2 separate regions of the Homo sapiens genome follow, and region 1 is linked to region 2. Evidence: chromatin loops called from intact Hi-C (ENCODE). Cell type or tissue: dorsolateral prefrontal cortex. All regions are shown on one strand. Each heading gives the region's core, and the rest is flanking DNA. Links, peaks and the distances in the headings are about the cores only.

Evidence for each region. Peaks named below come from ENCODE experiments on the same cell type or tissue, not always from the same donor. Only the 100,000 strongest peaks of a DNase experiment are listed, where the experiment ranks them.
Region 1: it touches region 2 in a loop (1.8-fold over the local background); 2 of 110 quality-filtered maps call a loop at or near these places.

Annotation. Positions count from the first base shown.
Region 1 is chr3:177,680,761-177,691,245 of GRCh38, reverse strand. All of the region lies in intron 3 of LINC00578 (long intergenic non-protein coding RNA 578), which reads right to left. Among named protein-coding and RNA genes, the nearest start is that of LINC02015, 130 kb to the left of the region's middle. In dorsolateral prefrontal cortex, for the core only: no CTCF peak of the experiment used is centred there; a DNase peak (open chromatin) is centred at 4,341; H3K4me3 peaks cover 447 bases; H3K27ac peaks cover 2,249 bases.
Region 2 is chr3:177,485,963-177,496,447 of GRCh38, reverse strand. All of the region lies in intron 1 of LINC00578 (long intergenic non-protein coding RNA 578), which reads right to left. Among named protein-coding and RNA genes, the nearest start is that of LINC00578, 49 kb to the right of the region's middle. RefSeq lists an enhancer at 8,259-8,760. In dorsolateral prefrontal cortex, for the core only: no CTCF peak of the experiment used is centred there; DNase peaks (open chromatin) are centred at 4,977 and 5,657; H3K4me3 peaks cover 1,311 bases; H3K27ac peaks cover 3,037 bases.

The DNA.
Region 1 (10,485 bases), core at 737-8,736, 200 kb before region 2:
TAGTTCAATGTTTTATTTTATAAAATAGATGGAGAAACTAAAAATCAGAGAGGTTATACGGCTTAACTGCATGCAGTTCCTAATGGCAGCCCAAGGATTTCATTCTTCAAGAGGAACCTGCATAATAAAAATGAGTAATATTTTCTATTTAAAAAAATAAGCTTAATCCATGTCCCCTGAGTTTCCTAAAGAGCTTACAAATGGCAACAATATATAAACCATCATCTAGTAATCATGACAATAATAAAATCCTCATTGAAGGGAGACCCACATTTGCAGGAATGGTCAAAAGAAAACTAGTCAAGATTAGAAATCAATTTTGGTTTCTGAGTAACTGGTCCAAAACTTATTATTATATTACCTCATCTCTTTAAAAGGCAACCATTACATTGCTAATACTATATTTTATTTAGCTCTTTGTTGTTTTGCCGAATTTCACGTGCAAGGAAATAGAAGCTTGATTCAGGTTCAAGTTCTATTCCCTGATTATGGGCAAATGACACTCAGGTAACAGCTGCAATTGATTGAGAGTGACATCTAAGCAGAGATGCTTTCAGCTACCTCTGGGCTCCCAGGACACTTAGAAATAATTCAGGTATGGTTTCTTATCAGCTGAGTATTAGCAGCCTGTAAATATGTATCCCCCATTCAGCAGAATGGGTTCGTACAGAGTAAAAGCCACCTGGAAAACACTGAAATGTACTTCTTTAAGAGGTTGTCTAGCTACTTTTTCCCCAAGGGACAACCAATCGGCGATACATTATTTTAGCTTGTTAACATGTGGAACATATCAGGCTTTTGCCTTGCCTTGTTTTGTTTTGTTTTGTTTTAGTTTGCTCCCTGTGCTCTTCATTTGTCTTTCAAATGTAGAGTAAAAGGATCCATTTCTTTGTCCAGCTTCATGTCATATGTAGATAAAAGTGAATTAATTTTTAATGAAGTAGAAAGTGGGTTATATGAAGGCAATTTCCTTCTAGGCTTTACATGATGGCTCTTTTTCATTTTATTGGGTTCATCAACCAAATGGTTATTTATTCATATATCCATTCAGTATGTATTGAACAACGCTACGTGGAAGGCATTTTGACAGATTTGAGTTGGGTTTTTTTTCCCCTTCTTTTGTAATTATTGGAAAAGAGGAAGGAGTAGGCAGATGCTGCTCCCACACCAGACACAGTTTGAGTCCTATTTTCCCTTTGTTCCATCGTGACATAATTTCTGCACTGTAGATCGGTTGATCCTTTTACCCAACAAAGATTACTCTTCTGCCATTTTCAAAGTGGTGAAATAAAGGATCCAATGATTTCTTCTTTGGGTATTATAAAATATTACATTTTATGGTACCTGTGGGTATTATAAAATATTCTATTTCTTTATAAGCTAAATACAATTTGTATTTTTCTAAACTTACCTAACCTTGAATGATCCTAGCGTTAAAGTAAGGCCTGTCTATGCAGTAACTTTTAAACAGTATCAAGCATACCTACCTCTGTATTTGGCAGCTTTCCTTCAACCTAGAATGAACTCCACCTCGACAAAGACTATAAATCCTTTGAAGACCAACCTGAAGTTTAACCACTCCCCCCTCCCCGCCCCACACTGGACCCCTTTTGGGAGCTATGACAACCCACAATGAGATGGTTCTCTTCACTCCCAGGACACTGATTATTCAACACTACTCACTTGATGTGTCAGATCCTGTCTTATATTATGAATGATTGTTTTATGCATACTGTAAGCTCTTTGAGGACAAATTATAGGGCCTGTATTTTTTGTATATATCATAGAGCTTAACAAAGGATTAAATTTTGAGTTTAGCTTGAATGGGAGGAGAATGGTCTTTATAGTAATGGTCATTGATAGAGAATATTGATGGAGAATTATCTCCAGTAGAAAATTATCTATGGAATCAACTAAAAAGCAAAACATCAAAACTTTGAGTTACTAAGGTTAGTTACTGAAAAGGTTAACAAAATTTCTGACGTCATTGCAGGTGAATTTTAAAAAGTGGGTTTTTTTTTTTTTTTTTTTGTAAGAAGCTTGGAGAATTAAATTGATCTTCTTAATGTTACATAATGCTGCCTTGCAACAAGTAGTATGTTTATTCTTCAAAGAATGTTAGAAATCTTTGCTAACTAACTAGCAAATCACGAGCGAAACCAGCAAGGTGTAAAGAAGGTCGCAAAAAGAAATGCAAATGGTTATAACAGTATCAATCTAAAAACCTAACCACATTCTAGAGAGTTGAGAGAAGAAGTTGTTCATTTGGTGGTGCACTGGGGCTGGAGTTTTTATTGTTGGTTTGGTTTTTGGTATCAAGAGAGTTTATCTGGCTTTGATATTAGACTGTGTCTCCCTGAATAGTGTCTCTTCCTGCAAAGAGCTCACAATGGCAGCTTTTCACACACTGGATGCTAGGGTTTTTCATTTCATATAGCAGAACGGGAAACAAATAAAACATTATATAGTGCCCTTTTTACTGAGGCACCAAAACATGCTTCAGAAAACTTGTCAGAGGGAGATGGGAAGAGAGAGGAGCAAAAGAGATGATGGAAAAGCACGGTTCCCAGTTTTCATAAATGAACCGAATACTAGAATTGGAAAGAAAATACGCAAATAGGGAGCTAAATATGTCTAGGATAATGCCAAGTTACAAAATTTAGGCTTAAAAAAAATCAACATTCTCTGATCCCTCGATCTGTATTTTGAAGGGCACCTATTCAGCTGGTTTCTAATAATCCTAGCATTAAGACAAATAAACGGGGAGACATGGGTGGGTGCAGGCAGTCTCATGCTAATGCACAGCACCACCGATTTATTCACCCTTACAGCAGTTTTAAAATCAATTCAATATTTCCTGGATAGGTTGACATCACCCCTTTCATATCGGAGTGAAGGACTGAACTGCTTGCTCTGTACTCATTAAAATTCTGTATACTACACTATGCTGGAGCCAATGTCTATTTTCATGATGGCCGTAAAACAAAGCAATAAGTGTTCTTGTCTCTGAGGCCAAGGTGGGGAGAACAGAGAGGAGTTATGAGAGATGAGGTCCACAGAAAGGAAAAGAGGGAAGGAAGCATTAATCTGTTAATATTTACCAAATTCTAGCAATGAAGTATCACACATACACATTAATAAAGCATCCAAAACACAGACATGAATTCAAGGGCACTCCAAGAATTCTAGCCTGAGAGAGCCCAGCCAGTAAGGTAGTAGCAGACAATTTAATCTGGGAAAATGACTTTCCACCCAGAAAATTGAAAACATTGTTCTCAGTTCTTTTACTATTTCTATGAAGTAGTTTTCCTTTTCACAATCCATTTATGAAGGAAAATATGTATGTGTCACTCATCTGAGTACTATTTGCATAAACATGGGGCCTTGTTCTTCCAGATATATATTACATGTGTGTATGTGTGCATGTGCACACACACTTATACAAATATATGAATGAATATATATCTGTGCACAGGACCTCCAGGGCACAAGTGGCGTGGTGGAGGGATGCTCTGAGGAATGACTGGCTTTGGATTTGCCTGGATCTGAGGGCTGCATTCGGCTCTGCTCTGATGGAGGGAGGGTGACTGGCTGTAAGGAGCATTCATAGAACTGAAGGAGCCACGTTGCTCTACCCCCCAGGGTAAGAAAATGTACCTTTTGAACAACTGTGACATCAGCTAGGTCTGCAGCAGCACTGTGGTTCATCCTCCAGCTGAGGGAGTGAACCTCACAAAAGGGAGGCTACACCCAAGGACAGCGATGAGATGCTGCTCCAAGAATGCTCTTGGAGGAACTTACGTCCTGTGCTTTCTTCAGTCCCTCCTGACAAGTAAAACCAGACCTACTGACAGAGAAAAAATGACCTCAAATTCAGAATAGGACAGCAGTTTTTGTTTTGATCATTCTACATCATGTATGCTTTATACTCAGACAACAAACAGGCCCAACTTCAAATATTATTAAGATATTCTCAGTGAAGTGCCCGATTTTTTTTTCTTCTTATTTCGGCAACTCTTCACACACACACACACACACACACACACACACACACACACACACACACACACACACACACACAAAGAGAAAGAGGGAGAGAGAGACAGCAGGGCCATGCATATGGTAAAAACCAACGCTTTTATTCAAGAAGGGCAGGCTGACCTTTCAGAGTTTGTTAGAAACATACCCCAGAGTAAATGCTCACACTCTCAACTCTCTAGAATAAGACTCCGTCTTCAACAGCAATGAAGAATTGCCTGAAGACTCAACTTCCTTCGCCCACTGGGTCGAGGAGAAAGGAAAATAGGCAGAGTTCTTCAAGGAGGGGGCGGCACTGTGCCTGCTTGGCGCGGAAGGAATCCAGCCACCTCTCTGCCTACGTCCTCTATTTTCAGAGACAGCCTGGTTTCAGCCTGAGCTGTGGCCTGGTCCAGGAGCAGCCAGGGGAAGGGACCTCCTGCATCATGGGAGTGTCTGGGGGTGAGAAGGGCACCACTAGAAATCATGCCACAGAGCGATGGAAAGCAGTGCTCCCAGTCTTTTGCTTCCTGGTGCAAGTCACATTGCCCTTTAAAATGACATGGGGTGGGGTGTACAGTCCAGTGGGTAGAATGTGGCATAGTTCCCTAGGATCCAAGGAACACAGGAGGGAGCTCTATACTCTCTCTCTCTCTTAGACCAACTGGGTTCAAACCTCAATTCTGGCACTTCACAGTTCTATAGCCTAGGGCAAGTCATTGAATCTCTCTGTGCTTCAGCTTCCTTGTCTTTAAGTTGGGATAGGTAGTAACAGTCCCTACCTCACCAGGTAGCTTTGGAGGACTAAATGAGCAAATTCTCAAAGGGCTAAGGTAAAGTACTTGGATCGCAGTAAATATTCTCTAAGTGTCAGGGTTGTATCCCACCTGATTTGCTGTGAGCCTCTACTTGGTCCTGAAAGGAAAGAACAAAGGAGAACAAGGCTACTGCACTCATGCTCCCGCCATTGGGCCCTGGTGGCCCCTGATCTGCTGGAGCTGGTACTGCCTTCAAATCCCACCCTACCTGCCCCTATGTTTCCTTGGGCCTGGTGGAAGCGCATTGTTGGATGACTCCGCTGAAAGGCACAGGTGTCCTTATTACCCTCAAATAACCTAATTAAGACAGTATAAAAGAAGATGCTGGCACTGAAAAAGAACCTGGTCCACTTACTGACTGTAGGAGTGTAGGTTCCAGAAACCCTGTTTTGAACCAAATTCTGGGCCTCATTTATTATTAACAACATCATGGGGGGGGAGAGGAATGGCTCCATTGAAACTTTGTTCTTTATTTTATTTTGAGTTCATATTACCAATAAATAAAGCACATATTCCCTAGGGAGACAGGCCAATTATCTGCAACCTGCTTGCCAGGTACCATGACTGCAGGAGAACTGAGTGGCCAGAGGTTTCTGGATCTGAAGCTGCAATGAAATGTGTTCTCATAACTAACACTGAAGATATCATTCTTAAGAAGAATGTGTGAAGGCTATTTCTCTACTCTAAGCATATATTTTCTAAACCAAAAATCAAACCTGGTATGTCACAGAAAATTTTTGTGTGGCTTCTGAGACTCCCCTTGGGCTATCTTTAAGCAAAGAGTTTGAATGACAAAACATTGGCCTTTAGGGACTATGAGGGAAAAACAGGACAGAATATTTGACTAGCCTGAAAAAGTCAGGCACTTACCGTATTCATTCACTTGGCAGAGAAGCAAAAGACAGCAAATAGGAAGCTATTTTAATGGACACCCGTGGTTACCATTTATAAGGGTTATCCTCTTGTCCTTATCTTGATCTGAATAGGAGAAACTATAACTGAACTTTGAGGCTTCATTTGTGGTCATGGGTAGAATTGCCAAATAAAACCAGCTCTCTAACTCTACCCCTATTCTGTCCCTCCAAAGGGACAACCATCGATGTACCTGACCACATTCTCCTTTTCCCCAGGTCATCCTGAAGGACACAGTGTCCTCTTGAACACGTTTGATTTATTCAGTGTGTTCCTAGGCTTGAAACTAGAATGGAAAGAGATGCTATTCCCCTGATCACAACAGAGCTCTGCCTAGAGAATCAGTCTAGCATAATAGTAAGTAGCCTTTGGAGTTACACTCTTTGGATTCAAATTTTAGCTTCCCAGCTTACAAGGTGGGTAACCTGTCTAGGCCCAGTTTTAGCATCAGTGAAATGGAAATAATAAACAGCACCTCACTCACCGATATGCCTATGCGAATGTAAGCAAAGAACCTGGTTCATGTTAAGAATTTGATGGATGTGAAGTTTGTTGCTAGAAAAGAAAAAATAAATGTGGTAACTATCAGCTTTACAATATAAGCAATTAACTCTCTTCTAGTCATCTCCTAGGGACTTTGAGAAGAATAAAATATAGAGCATCTTTCCTAACATTAAATCATGCTAATATATCAGAATATGAAATATAGAGATATCAGTTTTATAAATAAGTTAATGAGCAGGTTTTCAATGAAAGTGCAATCTAGCGAGAAAATGGTTTGGCCATTCCTCCTTGACCTGAACCTGTTGATTTATTAATATATGAGCAGGCCCTTCTCACATGGAGTCTACTGAAATAATGGCCCCTTGCACAGTGGAGACTATGATTGTTCACTTGCATTTTGGCTAACAAGCCAAATAAATGAAAATATAGTAATTATGTGTAAACTACAACCTCATGTATATCTGGGTGACTATTTTATCTACCAGATTTGTAGCACAATTTTAAATTGAATTTCAAAATTGAAGATGTATACTTTACTTGTAAAGTTGTGGTCATTAGTGCTGTGAACTCTGCTTTCTGAATTTTTTTCACTTTTGCTATACAGACTTTAGGGTTTGTTTTTTTGTTTTTTGTTTTTGTTTTTTTCAATTTACAATATAGGGGATCTGAACAAGACATACCCCAAAGCAATTTCTTTTTAAACTTTTATTACCCTATAAATTCCTCAAATATCAAACTCCATGTTACTTTTTTTTTTAGCAATTAATGAAAACAGTTTTGGAGAAGAAGAAACTGAGAGGAGATTTGTCTCTAATACAAAAACTTGTTTATTCCAACTGCAGACAGTCTTTTCATAATTTTATGAGCCACAAAATAAGAAACAGTTTCTACTCTGTGTGTCATTTGCAAATAGGAGACAATCAAGATTCAAAAGAAGCCCATAAGAACAGCAGGAGACTCTAGAAGGCACAAGATGTGGGATAGAATCCTACAAGGAGATGATGTACGGTGCAGCTGAGAGGAAGGAAACAGAGAGGTAAATTTGTTTTCAAATATTTAATGCCTCCGTATTCTGGATCTAGGTATTTCCTGATCTTTGCACACTCAGCCTATCAGAAACTGTGGTAGCTCTTCATCTCCCCCAGCCCAGCCTTTTCTCACCTGCTTTCACACATTCTGTGCTTTTCATGCTTACCACACTCAGATTACCACGTATGCCATCCACCACCACACAGGGCAGTGTAGGAAAAGCAATCTAATTAACAATTGCCATTAACCATTCAAGAGACGCTACTTCTCTGCAGTCAATAAACAGCCTGATTCCAGTTTCTTTCTGTGCAATAGACTTCATTATCTCTAAGGTTGTATCTGGAAAAAAAAAAAAATGCCTGGAATAGGATATTCCACTTAACCATTTGGCAGATCCTTTTAATATAAAAATGAAAGGAAAATATACACATTTAAGAAACCACTGTACTAATAGGAATGTTTGGAGAGTCTCAACTATCATACAAATGGGATAACCATCTTGAAACTGATAACAGGAGTGGATTCAATCTATTGGCAAAGACTTATTAGGAGTCTATCATTCAAGCTATTGTATCAGCTCCTATGGAGTCTATGATAGTCTTCTTGCTCCTCAAAGAGTTTACAATCTAATTGGAGAAAAAAAATAAAATTGAGATAATATACTTTGTAGTTTTTACAAGGACAATGTAACAAAACATGTTTACTTGCCAATAGTTGGTTCAAAGTGATAAGAATTTAGAAGACGCAAAAGCCAGTATGCAACGTGGTGGCCTAGGAAGGCTTCCCTGCAGAAAGGGGACCTGCTGTGAACCTGTCAAGGCATGGATGATAGACTCTGGACTGGCTGAGAGAAAGAGACCAGGCTCCCAAGGGAAACAAGAGTAAGGAGAACACCAGAGAAATAGTATATCAAAGGGGGCTATTTGCAAAAGGCATCTTCAGAAGCCTTGGCTGTCTGGAGTTGAAGTTTCACGAAAAGGAGCAGGAGATGGTGATAAGAGAGTGTCTGTCTTTGACACAACTTTAAGAGACCTGAGCCCACTATATTCCTCTAATTATATTCTCTCAGTCAAAAAAAATTTTTTTTTTTTGTTAAGCCCCTGTTATAAGCAACGCACTGTTGGGGGTGGGGAAGGCAGAAGGACAAAAAGAAAAGATCTAATTTGAGCTCAGGAGCCAGACATAAAAGCAGGAAGTGTTAACAATGCAAAAGATACCAAACAAAACAAAAACCCAAAAAAAAGTACAGGGAGGGGGGTGAGTTGGCAAATAATTAATCCATCTGTAGAGGAAACCAATTATTTTGTCTGCTAAATACGCTTCCCTTCTTCTAAGAATAAAAGAGGTTTCCTCTACTTCTGGGTGTTGTTCCTTCCAGCCCCCGACCTCGAATCCTGTAATACCCACGGGAACTGCACTTTCTTTCATGGTCCCACTCCCCTGACCATAATTGATTGGTAAGGAATGAGTCCTAGCAGCATGTAAGTCCTCCGGTGCCAGTTTCTTCCTGTAACCAACTACATCCTTGCTTGACTCTTTGTTTGATTTTTCAATCTTTTTTATCAATAATATGAGTACCCAGCTAGTGAATTTCCCCTTTGATGAAGCCAATTCAAATCGGATGACCGTTACTTGCAACTCAAAGAGTCTTATTAAACTTCTAAGTGATTAAATTCTGACTTGCATTATAATTGTTTGCATTCTTTCCTCCAAACTTCTAGGTTGTAGAGCAAACACTGTCTCATTCATCTTTGTGTCACAGTAAGTGGCTAGTTCTATTAATTTGTACTAAGCAGGTAGTATCAAGCGAGTAATACTAGTTACAGTAAAAATAAATGCCCAGCTCTTAGTTTCTTGACACCTTACAAGTTTATTTCTCACCCACCTTGATGGGTGTTCTTAAAGGGGAAGTGGCTGTCATCTAGGTGGTGTTTCAGGGACCCAGGCAACTTTCATTTTGTGGCGCCACCTCTCATGGCCATGGCTCCTGTGCTGGATCCTGCACAGGCAGGAGCAGATAGCATGAAGAGGCCTGCTACTTCTTAGCTACCTGGGCCCAGAAGTGACCTGCACCTCTTCTGCTCTCATTGTGTTGGTAAGAAGCAGCCACACAGATACAAGGGCTGAGAAATACCATCCTAGCTGAGCAACAGTTCCTAGCAACAGCTCTACTCTATGGAAAGGAGGTAGTAATCTTTGGTGGAAAATTAGCTATAAGAGAGAAAGAGAAAGAAAGATGCATGGGATGGGGGAAGGAGGAAAAAGAACAGAAACGAAGAACGGAAGAAAGAAAAAAGAAACTTTAGAGCAAGGCAAAGAGAAAATACATTATGGGGGCTAGAGATGGGGAAAGATTGCTTCAAGGAGCAGGAATCGAGCCTTTTGTTTGCATTTTCTTAATTATATAAAGCCCACTAAAAACATCATAGATTATGAAAAAACAAGTAGAGGAACTCTGCTGACTATCTTAGTGAAATGGCAACACTTCTAACATACATTTTTTTTTTAAATTCCTCTAAATTATTGCCCTTAGAATCTAAGCAGCATAAGTCAAAGGTCATAGCTCCAACAGCTTTCCTTGTCAAAATTATCTTCACAGGAAGCAGTCAATCATGTAAAAGCACAAAGCAATCTGCCAAAGGACTTTCCTTAATGGTTGAAATTCCAAGGATGCAGAAGTCTTAAAATGGTTGTTTCTTCTAGTCAATTGAATCCCAAGTCCCTTCTGTGAGGACAATGTACAACCCTTGGAACAAACAGAAACATTTCAAAGCCTCTCTGGAGACCTTCCAAGTGTTTTTAAATTAATTTTTCTCCTGAAAACATTCAAAGCCCAAACCCCCATATACCTTCAATTATATTCTCTTGGTCATACATGACAGTTGGATTCTGGTCATGAAGTGTTGTTCTGGGGCAGATCCCAGTTCTTCAGGAAAAGGAAGAGAATCAGGGAGATAGGGGTTTTCAACAAGTCTAGACCCCAATTATGGAGGGCCCCAAGAACTGCAGAGTGTCATAGCAAGTTCTCGGGCACTAAAGGGAACTTCTAAAACACAAAGACCATATTTCATTCACCCTTGTATTTCTAGTGCCTAGCACAGTATCTGACACCAAGCAAGCATTCGATAAATATTTGATGAATAAATAAATGAATGGAGCTGGAATTTAGTGATTATGTCTTGGATGCGAAGTGAGTATTTGGCCT
Region 2 (10,485 bases), core at 1,169-9,168:
CTAACAATAATAGTTGGTTTGCAATTTATTTGGATCCTCTGAAGATTGGGAGTTATTGTTAGCAGACAATTTTCCATGGATCTCTCAATATTTCTGCACATCTTATAAGCAGAAGTACTGACGGCCTTTTGTTCTGAACTATCTTTTCAAGGATATTTGTATAGCAAACAGCATGGAAATAATAGACAGTGTGTTTCCCTCCAAAGCAAAGAGCAGGTTGCTTACAGCTTCGCCATGATTTTAAAGGCGATATTTCCCACTGAAGCAAAAGGCAGGTATGCTTACTGTCCAGTGTAATAAAGAAAATGTTTCTCTCTGAAAGCAAAGGTCAAGCATGCTAAATGTATATTACACAAGATTCAGATTCCCTAAGTTCGGGGACTCTTCTGTAACAAACCCATTGAGTGTGCAGTTATTATGTAGCTCCTGTGGGAACTGGAGCTTAGGGATTAGGACAAAAATGCTAATTCTCTGGCTACTGTCCTTTACCTCTGACCTGGGAGTCTCAAGTCTCCAACCAGCATCCTTGAAACTGTGGCTGGCTAACCTGTCAGCTTGCAAGTAGATAAAATCCTAGACCCTCAGAGGTCTTGGCAGTTACAAAATGACCTTCTGTACCTTCCCAACCCTCTCATAGTATTTATTTCTCCTCCAAGAGTGGGATGGCTGCTATGTATTTACATAGCATCTGGCCATGTGCCAATTCACCAGGTCCCCATAGGACTCTACCCCCAGAATTCTATTTCTTAACATTCTCACATAGATGCCAAAAGTAGGCACTAGTTTCTTTGTTTCTTCCCCCTAGTTGTACATCTTTATCTTTAGTATGCATATACTGTATCACATATTTCAACAGCTGCAAGAAGCAGCAAATACATACTAGATCAGTATAGTCTCTGGCCACTATATGCCAAGCCCACACAAATGCATTAGTAAACTTCACTTGAGATTAAGGATGTAAAAACCTTGTGCAAAACCATCTATAAATATAAAGTTTTATTATTATGAGCTCCTATAATACAAGAATTCTGGTTGACCACCTCTGAGCTGGCTACTAGAATTTCCTCATTCCTGAACAGGAGAACTTTAGCTAAGAGTAAATTAGTAAGCGCTCAGGTAAAACAATTGTAAGAGAGCAGAAAAGGCTGGGCGCGGTGGCTCACGCCTGTAATCCCAGCATTTTGGGAGGCTAAGGCAGGTGGATCATGAGGTCAGGAGTTTGAGACCAGCCTGACCAACATGGTGAAACCCCATCTCTACTAAAAATACAAAAATTATCCGGGTGTGGTGGTGCGCGCCTGTAATCCCAGCTACTCAGGAAGCTGAGACAGGAGAATCACTTGAACCCAGGAGGCAGAGGTTGCAGTGAGCCAAGATTGCGCCGTTGCTCTTCAGCCGGGGCAAGAGAGCAAGACTCCATCTCAACCAAAAAAAAAAAAAGAGAGAGACCAGGAAAACAAAAGTATCCTTTGTCAGAAGCTGAAAGTGAACCAGTACCATGTTGAATCTGTCAATACAAGACAGAAGGACAAAATATCATTGTCCTTCTAAATTTTGCTTGCATTTTACTGACAATCTGGTTACTAAATTGTTAGATACAGAATTAACTCTTACGTACTTGGTCTAGCAATGGACCAAATTAAATTAATAGATAAGAAGCAAGTTGCAAAAATTCCCGAGCTATCTTCTTCTTCTTTTGTACCATTTTACATGGCATCAAAATCTGTTCCAGTTACTAAGGACACATATGAATTTACCCCACAACTCAGTGGCATGAAACAGCAATGTGTCATGCTCACAGATTCTGTAGAGGAAATTGGACAGGACACTGTGGGGACAGCTTGTCTCTGATCCACAACGGTCTGGGGTCTCAGATGGAAGATTCAAAGACTGGGAGCTGAAATCATCTGAAAGCGTCTTCACTCGTGTCTACTGTACAATGGTGGCACTCAGCTGAAGACCTTAGTTCCTCTCTATATTGGCCTCTCCATGCAAGTTAATTTTGCTTCCTCAGAGCATAACAGCTGAGTTCCAAGGACAGGTGTCCTGAGAGAGGAATCAGATGGAGGCTGTATCCTCTCTATGGCCTTAGCCTTGGAAGTCACATAGCATCACTTCTGCTGCATCTGTTGATCAAAAATGGAAGTTTCTGTCTTGATCCAAACCCAGAAAATATAAATCTCAGCATTAAATAAGAAGGTGTCAGTTACAATTTAAGAAATGCATGTGGCACTCAGATATGTATATTTGTATGGCCATCTTTGGAAAATACAATCTACCACACTCTGTATTTGTGTGACTTCTCTCAATGAACCTACAAAACAGATGCTTTCATTCTCTTCATTTCACAGATAGAAAATTAAACCCAAACAAGTTTAACAACTTGGCCAAATTAACACTTGATTATAAGAACATCTATTAGTAAACTTACCCATGTTTGAACTTTGTTGATACGAAGAGGTTCCTCCTCCCATGGCCAGAGATGATTTTTAGTTTCCATGTTGAGCCACTGTTTCCTTTTTTTCTTTTTTGAGATAGGGTCTCACTTTGTCACCCAGGCTGGAGTGCAGTGGTGCCATCTTGGCTCACTGCAGACTTGACCTCCCAGGTTCAAGCAATCCTGCTTCAGCCTCCCAAGTAGCTGGGACTATAGGCACGCACAGCCACACCCGGCTAATTTTTGTACTTTCTGTGGCGACAGGGTTTCACCATGTTGCCCAGGCTGGTCTTGGACTCCAGAGCTCAAGAAATCCACCCGCCTCGGCCTCCCAAAGTGCTAGGATTACAGGCGTGAGCCATGGCCACCCGGCCTGAGCCACTGTTTTCTATCATGTCTCAAGTTTCACTGTCTAAGATCCGACACATGACTTGAAGACTTACCCCTTTAAATTTTCCTCTTATTTTAACAGCTTTTGGGATTCTACTGGAAGTTTGTACAGCGTAGTGGTACCAGGAATAAGCATTGGAGGCAGATAAACATGGCTTTAAATCCTGGCTCTACCACTTCTTGTTTAGATGCAGCAAACACATTACTTACCCTTGGTAAGCCTCCCTCCCAACAGGGATAATAATAAGCTTCTCGAACCTGGTACAGAAGGTGCATATTAATAGAATAAGTAAAATATCACTGACACCTGTCCCCACATTCTTATGCCACTCCCTAGGAACTTTCATCTAATTATAACTAGAAGTTCTCAGATGGTGTTTCATGAGTGCTTACAAATGAATCACCATTGATGCTAACAGTAGGCTTCCTCTTCTGATCCAGACGCCTTCATGGTGGATGGTCTCAGGAAGTCACTGAGGGCAGTACCTCATCACTACCTTGATTACAGATGCTCCCCTAAAACAAGGCTGTCTCCTAATGAGACTACATAGCAGCAATCTCTCAGGATGCTGCAGAGGCACGGTATTCGGTTTATCATTGGGAGTAATGCCCCCTCCACCCTTCCACTTGGGTCACAGAGACACATAGTTTTTTCTGCTTTTGCTAGCAATTTCTCTCTCTAGAGGACTTGCATATTGATCCTTAGAGCCAGGAGATAACACACCTTTCTGTGCTCTCAAAGTCTACACAACCAACCCTCTTCCTCCTCCAAACTTGCCTTCCTTTCTTCAGCTAAAAGCAAAAGCACAACACAACTTACACCAGTCCCTTCTTCTGAGATCTGTTCATCGCTTTACAGATTCTCCTACACCCGTTAATACGCACACTGTGCTTTATGTGCTCACTCTCAACTGCACTTCCTTCTTTCTCTCTGATTTTATGTCCCAATCAGCCTCTCTCATCTCTCTTTTTTTTTTCTTGCTTTTATAAATCATGGGGCCAGGCGTGGTGGCTCACACCTGTAATCCCAGCACTTTGGGAGGCTGAGGCAGGTGGATCACTTGAGGTCAGGAATTCAAGACCAGCCTGGCCAACATGGTGAAACCCCATCTCTACTAAAAATACAAAAATTAGCCAGGCACGGTGGCGAATGCCTGTAATCCCCTCTACTCAGGAGCCTGAGGCAGGAGAATCTCTTGAACCCAGGAGGCAGAGGCTGCAGTGAGCCAAGATCGCGCCACTGCACTCCAGCCTGTTTACAGAGCAAGGCTCCATCTTCAATAAATAAATAAATAAATAAATAAATAAATAAATAAATAAATAAAGGTACCTCCACGTAGGAATGAGCTTCACTCAACTACTTTCTATTAGAGTTGCTATAGTCCTGGTTTGCCCAGTCTTGGCACCCAAATTTTATTACTTAGATCCTCCCAATGATGACAAATATATGTAACATTATCAGGGAGGGTTCTTTAACTGCAGACTTCATTTAAAAAGAGGAAAAAAAGAATGTTTTGAGACTGACTCAAACCCCATTGTGGAACGAGAACTACATACAATTTATATGTCAAGAAGTTAAGCTGAATTGAATATATAGTTAATTGCAAAAGGTATTCAATATAGAACTGATAATAGCATACAATCCTACACAGCTAAGAGAATTTTTTTTAATTGGCCAGATGTGGCTGAGGGGAGTGTCTGCCCTGGTCCCCTGCAGCTGTCCTTCCTCTGTCTTTCATATCTGGCTCTTCCGTTGCCCTCTGCTGAGTCCCTCTGTGTCTGTGTCTCACACCATCTGGATTGAAGGGGTCACTCTCCTGTGTCAAGACTTTTCATGCCAATTATTTAATGCCATTTCTCCATCTGAAATTATTCAAAGTTCACTTTTAATTCAAATTCCCCATGGAATCCATTTGTCAGGAGGTTGCTTTCTCCAAATATGTTCTGCAAACTGTCATCTCTGGCTGCTTGCTGTCATAAATAGACGTTAGTCTCTATTTCCTGTGCTGTTCCCAAGAGAAGTGTCATATAGCTCCAGGCTTTTTGGTGGGAAGAGAGCTACTTCCAGTGTGGATACTACAAGAAAAGCTTCCCTTGTTGCCCAGCTCTCTGATACTTCCTGTGTTTCCATGGCAAACTTCCCTCTTGGATGCAGCTGCTTAGGAGGGGCGGGGAGAAGGGAACTGTTTAACCATTTTGTTCCCATCACATGCCTCTTATACGTTCAATTTTCCCCTGCACACTACATGTGACTCCCGTCCTTGTCCCCTTTTTAAGCACGTACCCACCCCCCATCCCCCGCCTCCAGACACACACAACAAACATTTCTTTCAGCTCACTCAAATATGTGGAGTTACTCGCTTAACCCGTGGAAAATGCTATCCTTTTGGCAGGAAAATGCTGGATTCATGATAGTGCCACTAGAAAAGCATTTTTTTAACTTCTCCATTTCCAGCACATCTTGGTTCTAGCAGAATGAGTAGGTCCTTGAACCCCAAAGCCAGGGCTGGTGGTCACCCTAGGAAGTCACCTGTAGCGGTAAAAACCAATGCGTGTAATGGGGATAGTATTTTTGGCATTTTGAATATTTTCATTTCCCCCTTAAATCATGCACCTTCACAACCTCAGCATCCAAGCTTAGCCAAAAAGCGCATTGCCTCAGGGAATAAGAGGCCATTGATTATCTTTGAGTCATAAATCTGACTTTTGTAAGTCCACATCAAAACAATTGTCACGAAAGCCAAGCTTTGGGTAGACAGAAAAGGCCATTCTAAGTTCCCTTAGCCTCTATTTAGCATAGTAAGAGCCAAGCCTGGCAGACCAGAGGGCATCACATGCCTTGGGTAGGGAGAACGAACTCTGGAGAGAACACAGAAAAAAATAAAAACTGCCTTTTCAGCCCTGCTGCATTGCAGGAAGCAAAGGAGGCAGCAAATGGGACCAAGCATCATGGCTCCTCCCTGTCCCTGTCCCCACAAGGGGCTGCAATTCTAGAATGGGGCTTACATTGGTTTAGAGGAAAGCCAAACAGAGAGTGTTTTGCCTCATTTCCCATTTGAGACTCATAGCAAACTACCATAGAATAGCTGCATCAGAGAAACACTTCGTTTATGCAGAAGGAGGGCCTGAATTTAGCCCCCAGAGGCTCTCTTGGTCCCCAAGTATCCTATCTGACCATTTCCACCTGCCCTGAGATAGGAAGTAGGCTGTATCTGAAGGTACCAGGTAGAGCGCTTACTCTGGGCTTGCTGTTGGGAATCAGAAGGGAGCCTGCTAGACCAGAGGATGAGGTGGGAGTAACAGCCTGTCCTCAAGAATGAAAGTGGCATCAAATCAGCAGCGAGAACAACCAAGTCCAACCAAACCAAGAGATTATAGAGCAGGAGTCTGACAGCTCCCAATTTCAGCTGCCCAGCAGCAGGGAAAGTAGAGCGGGAATGAAAGAGACAGCAGAGCAGAGGACTGAGGAGCCAGGGAAGGACAGACATGGGCCTGGGAACCCTCTTTCCCACTGCCACCAGGTCAGCCAGTCTTCCTCCTGCTATCTACTGAAAAATCATCTCAGAAAAAGAAGATGAGAAGAAAATCTGGAATTCTTTTATTTCAAAATCACTTTGTTGTGGTATAATTGACATACAAAAAGCTGTACATATTAATTGCAAAAAGCTCAGTGAGTTTGAGGTTAAATATATACTGTGAAACCATCACTACCATCAAGGCCATAAACATATCTGTTGCAATGGTTTGAATGTCCCCTTCAAAACTCATGTTGAATCTCAATCCCCAATATGGCAGTATTGAGAGGTGGGGCCTTTAAGAGGTGATTGGGTCATGGAATAATCCACTTTTAGATTAATGGATTAATTCATTAATGGGTTATCATGGGAGTGGCTTTATAAGAAGAGGAAGAGTGACTGAAGCTAATACGTGAGCATGCTCAGCCCCTGGCCATATGATGCCCTGCGCCACCTTAGGACCGCAGAGTCCCCATCAGCAAGAAGGCCCTCACTAGATGCAGCCTCTCTACCTTGAACTTTTCAGCCTCCATAACTGTAAGAAATAAATTCCTTTTCTTTATAAATTACCCAGTTCCAAGTATTCTGTTATATGCAACAGAAAACAGACTAATACACCTATCACCTCCCCCACAAAGTTTCTTCCTGCCACTTTTATTATTTTGTGTGTGTATGATAAGACTTAATGTAAGATCTATCTTCTTAGCAAATATTAAGTATATGATACAATACTGTCAACCATAGGCATTATGCTGTATACTAGATCTCCAGAAGTTATTTATTTTGCGCAGCTGAAGCTTTGCCCTTTAACTATCATTTCCGCACGTCTCTATCCCCCATTCCACTCTCTGCTCCAACTTTGATGATTTTAGATCCCACAGATAAGTAAATCATATTGATTACCCAAAAGATACTGTCACCCACATTTGCAAGTTGTTTTTTCACCCTGTGGTGAGCAGCTTCTACGGCTCCCAATGATCTCCACTTCCTGCTACTCCTGCCCTTGTGTGATCTACTCCCCTTGCGTGTGGTTTGGACTTAGTGATTTGCTTCTAACAAATGGAATTTGAAAGATTCTGGCTTCCAATTTGCTCACCTCTCTTTCTCTCTTACTTGCTCACTCTGATGAAACAAGTACCATATTGGCAAGCAACTGAGGGAGGATTCTGGCCAACAGCCAGAGAAGAACAGTCCAGCAACCCACGTAGAACAGAGTCCTGCCACATGACAAGGTATGAGCTTAGAAGAGGACTGTCCCTCTGTCTAGGGTTCAGATAAAACCCAGATAAGATAACCAGTTCAGCACAGTTTGCCCAGGATGTCTCCAGTTTTAGCACCAGAAGCCCCACATCCCAAGAAACCACTCAGTCTTGAGCAACCCCAGACAGTTGGTCACCACAGACTGACCTGTAGATGGCCCCTTGAATGTGCCCTTGGGAGAGACCCTGAGCCAGAGAACCTAGTAAGGCCACACTCAGATTTCCGACCTACAGAAATTGTGGGATAATAAATGTTTATTCTTTTAAGCTGCTAAACTCTGGGGTAATGTATCATGCAGCATTGCAGATATTGAAAACTAACATCCTTGTTCTTACCCAAAAGATTGAAAGATCAAGAGAAATGTTAAATCAGCTATAGAACAATAAAGAAGCTGCATTTTCTTTGTACATCTGCATGCAGCGTGAGTTAAATTAGCAGCCTCATCACGAGTGTACTCCACATCCTGAGTGTGACTCAGGAACACAGTTTTTAGCAAGAATGAAGAATTAGGTACGTCCCTTATCTTCAAGGAGTTTAAAATCAAATCACAAAATCCAGACATAGTCACCTGACAGAGATTAAAGACTCAACAGGGGCTCAGAAGTTGCTACCACAAACTTCATCTTTCTTCTGGAGAATCCATACACAGATCAAATGAATCTTCCTAGTCATGCAGTGAAACCTGGAGGTAGACCCAGAACTAAGATTTCTCGCTATCTCAGGAAGCAAGTATATCATCAAGCCAATACAGAATACGGGAGTGAGAACTCATCAACTTTTCTCCTGTCACAGGAAAGTTGGCTTCACCTAACCAATCTACTACATAGCAGTCAGCTCTAAACTATGCAGATGGATACTTAACAAATGCATATGAGAACAACAAGAGAATAAGTTAAGATCCTGAGTGTTTCAGTGATAAGTCTCCAGCTATCATAGGCAGTGGCTGAATGATTAGTTACAGGCATGAAAAAAATATGCCATAAAGGTCAATACAAATGCTCCAGTGCCAATTGAGATAAAAGTAACCATAGCCACAAATATTTATACAGTATTGTACAGCTCAGAAAGACTTGCCTACTTTTTACGTCAAAAGTTTTTACACTTCAACTCTGAAAAGTAGTTAGGCCTGAAAGAATTCTTTTCATTGCCATTTGATAAAGAAGAAAAATTGAATCTTTAAAGATTGAAATGATTTTTCCAAGACCTCAGAACTGCAATTCACACCCAGACATCTCCTAGTGCAAAGTGCTGCTCACTTTCCTCCTTCTCAGTGGAGAGAAAATGGAAACATTCATGAATTATCAGTTTCCTGCTTTCACTAGGAAATGATGTAGGAAGCACCGTGGAAGGCAGACAGAGTCTATAATGCATGTTTATGGAAACAGCAGAACTATTATACATTATTGTGGGAATTGTTTTTCTCAAGTCCTAGAGTCCCTGAAACACTGCTTTAGTAATAATGACTGTTTAGCTCCAGACTTATAATAACTTTTTTAGTAAAGTATCAAAAGAATAGAAAATCTAGAATTACTGAGAATAATTTGTGTTAGACATTTGAAAAACATATGTCAAAAGCACATCTTTTAATGAGCGCCCTGAAGAACTGTAACATTCAAACTCAACATATAATGATTGAGTCTGCCTCAGAGAAGTTGTACAATAGTTTTCTAAACCGTGCTGTTAAAATTGGTAGCCAATAGCCATACATGGCTACTTAAATTCATTAAAATGAAATACATTAAAAATTCGGTTTTCAGGCCTGGCACAGTGGCTCACGCCTGTAATCCCAGCACTTTGGGAGGCCAAGGCTGGTGGATCATCTGAGGTCAGGAGTTGGAGACCAGCCTGACCAACATGGTGAAACCCCGTCTCTACTAAATACATAAAAGTAGCCAGGCGTAGTAGCGTATGCCTGTAATCCCACCTACTTGGGGGGCTGAGGCAGGAGAATCACTTGAACCTGGGAGGCAGAGGTTGCAGTGAGCCGAGATTACACCATTTGCACTCCAGCCTGGGCAACAAGGGCAAAACTCCGTCTCAAAAAAAAATCAGTTTTTATTTGCACTAGCCACATTTTCAGTACAAGCACACTTTGTTTTATTGTGTTTCACTTTATTGTGCTTCACAGATGCTGCATTTTTTTACATATTGAAGATTTGTGGCAACCCTGCCTCAAGCAAGTCTATCACCAACATTTTTCCAACAGCATGTGCTCACTTTGTGTCTCGGTGTCACATTTTGGTAATTCTAGCAATATTTCAAATATTTTCAGTATTATTATAACTCTGTGATCAGTGATCTTTGATATTGCTTTTGTTAATTATTTTCAGACACCATGAACTGTGCCCATATAAGATGGTGAATTTAATCAACGCATATTGTGTGTGTTCTGGCTGCTCCACCAGCCAGCCATTCCCTGTCTCTTTCTTTTTCCTGGGCCTCCCTATTCCCTCAGACACAAAAATATTGAAATTAGGTCAATTAATAACCCTACATTGGCCTCTAAGTGTTTAGGTGAAAAGAAGAGTCTCAAGTCTCTCACTTTAAATAAAACACTAGAAATGATTAAGCTCAGTGAGGAAGGCATGTCTAAAGCCAAGCTAGGCAGAAAGCTAGGCCTCTTGTGCCATGTAGCCAAGTTGTAAATGCAAAGGAAAAGTTCTTCAAGGAAATTAAAAATACTGCTCCAGTGAACATGAGTGATAATAAAGTGAAACAGCTTTATTGTGATACAGAGAAAGTTTTAGAGATCTGGATAGAAGATCAAACCAACCAGAATAGTTCCTTAAACCAAAGCCTAATCCAAAGAAAGGCCCTAACTTTCTTCAATTCTATGAAGACTGAGAGAGGTAAGAAAGCTACAGAAAAAAAGTTTGAAGCTAG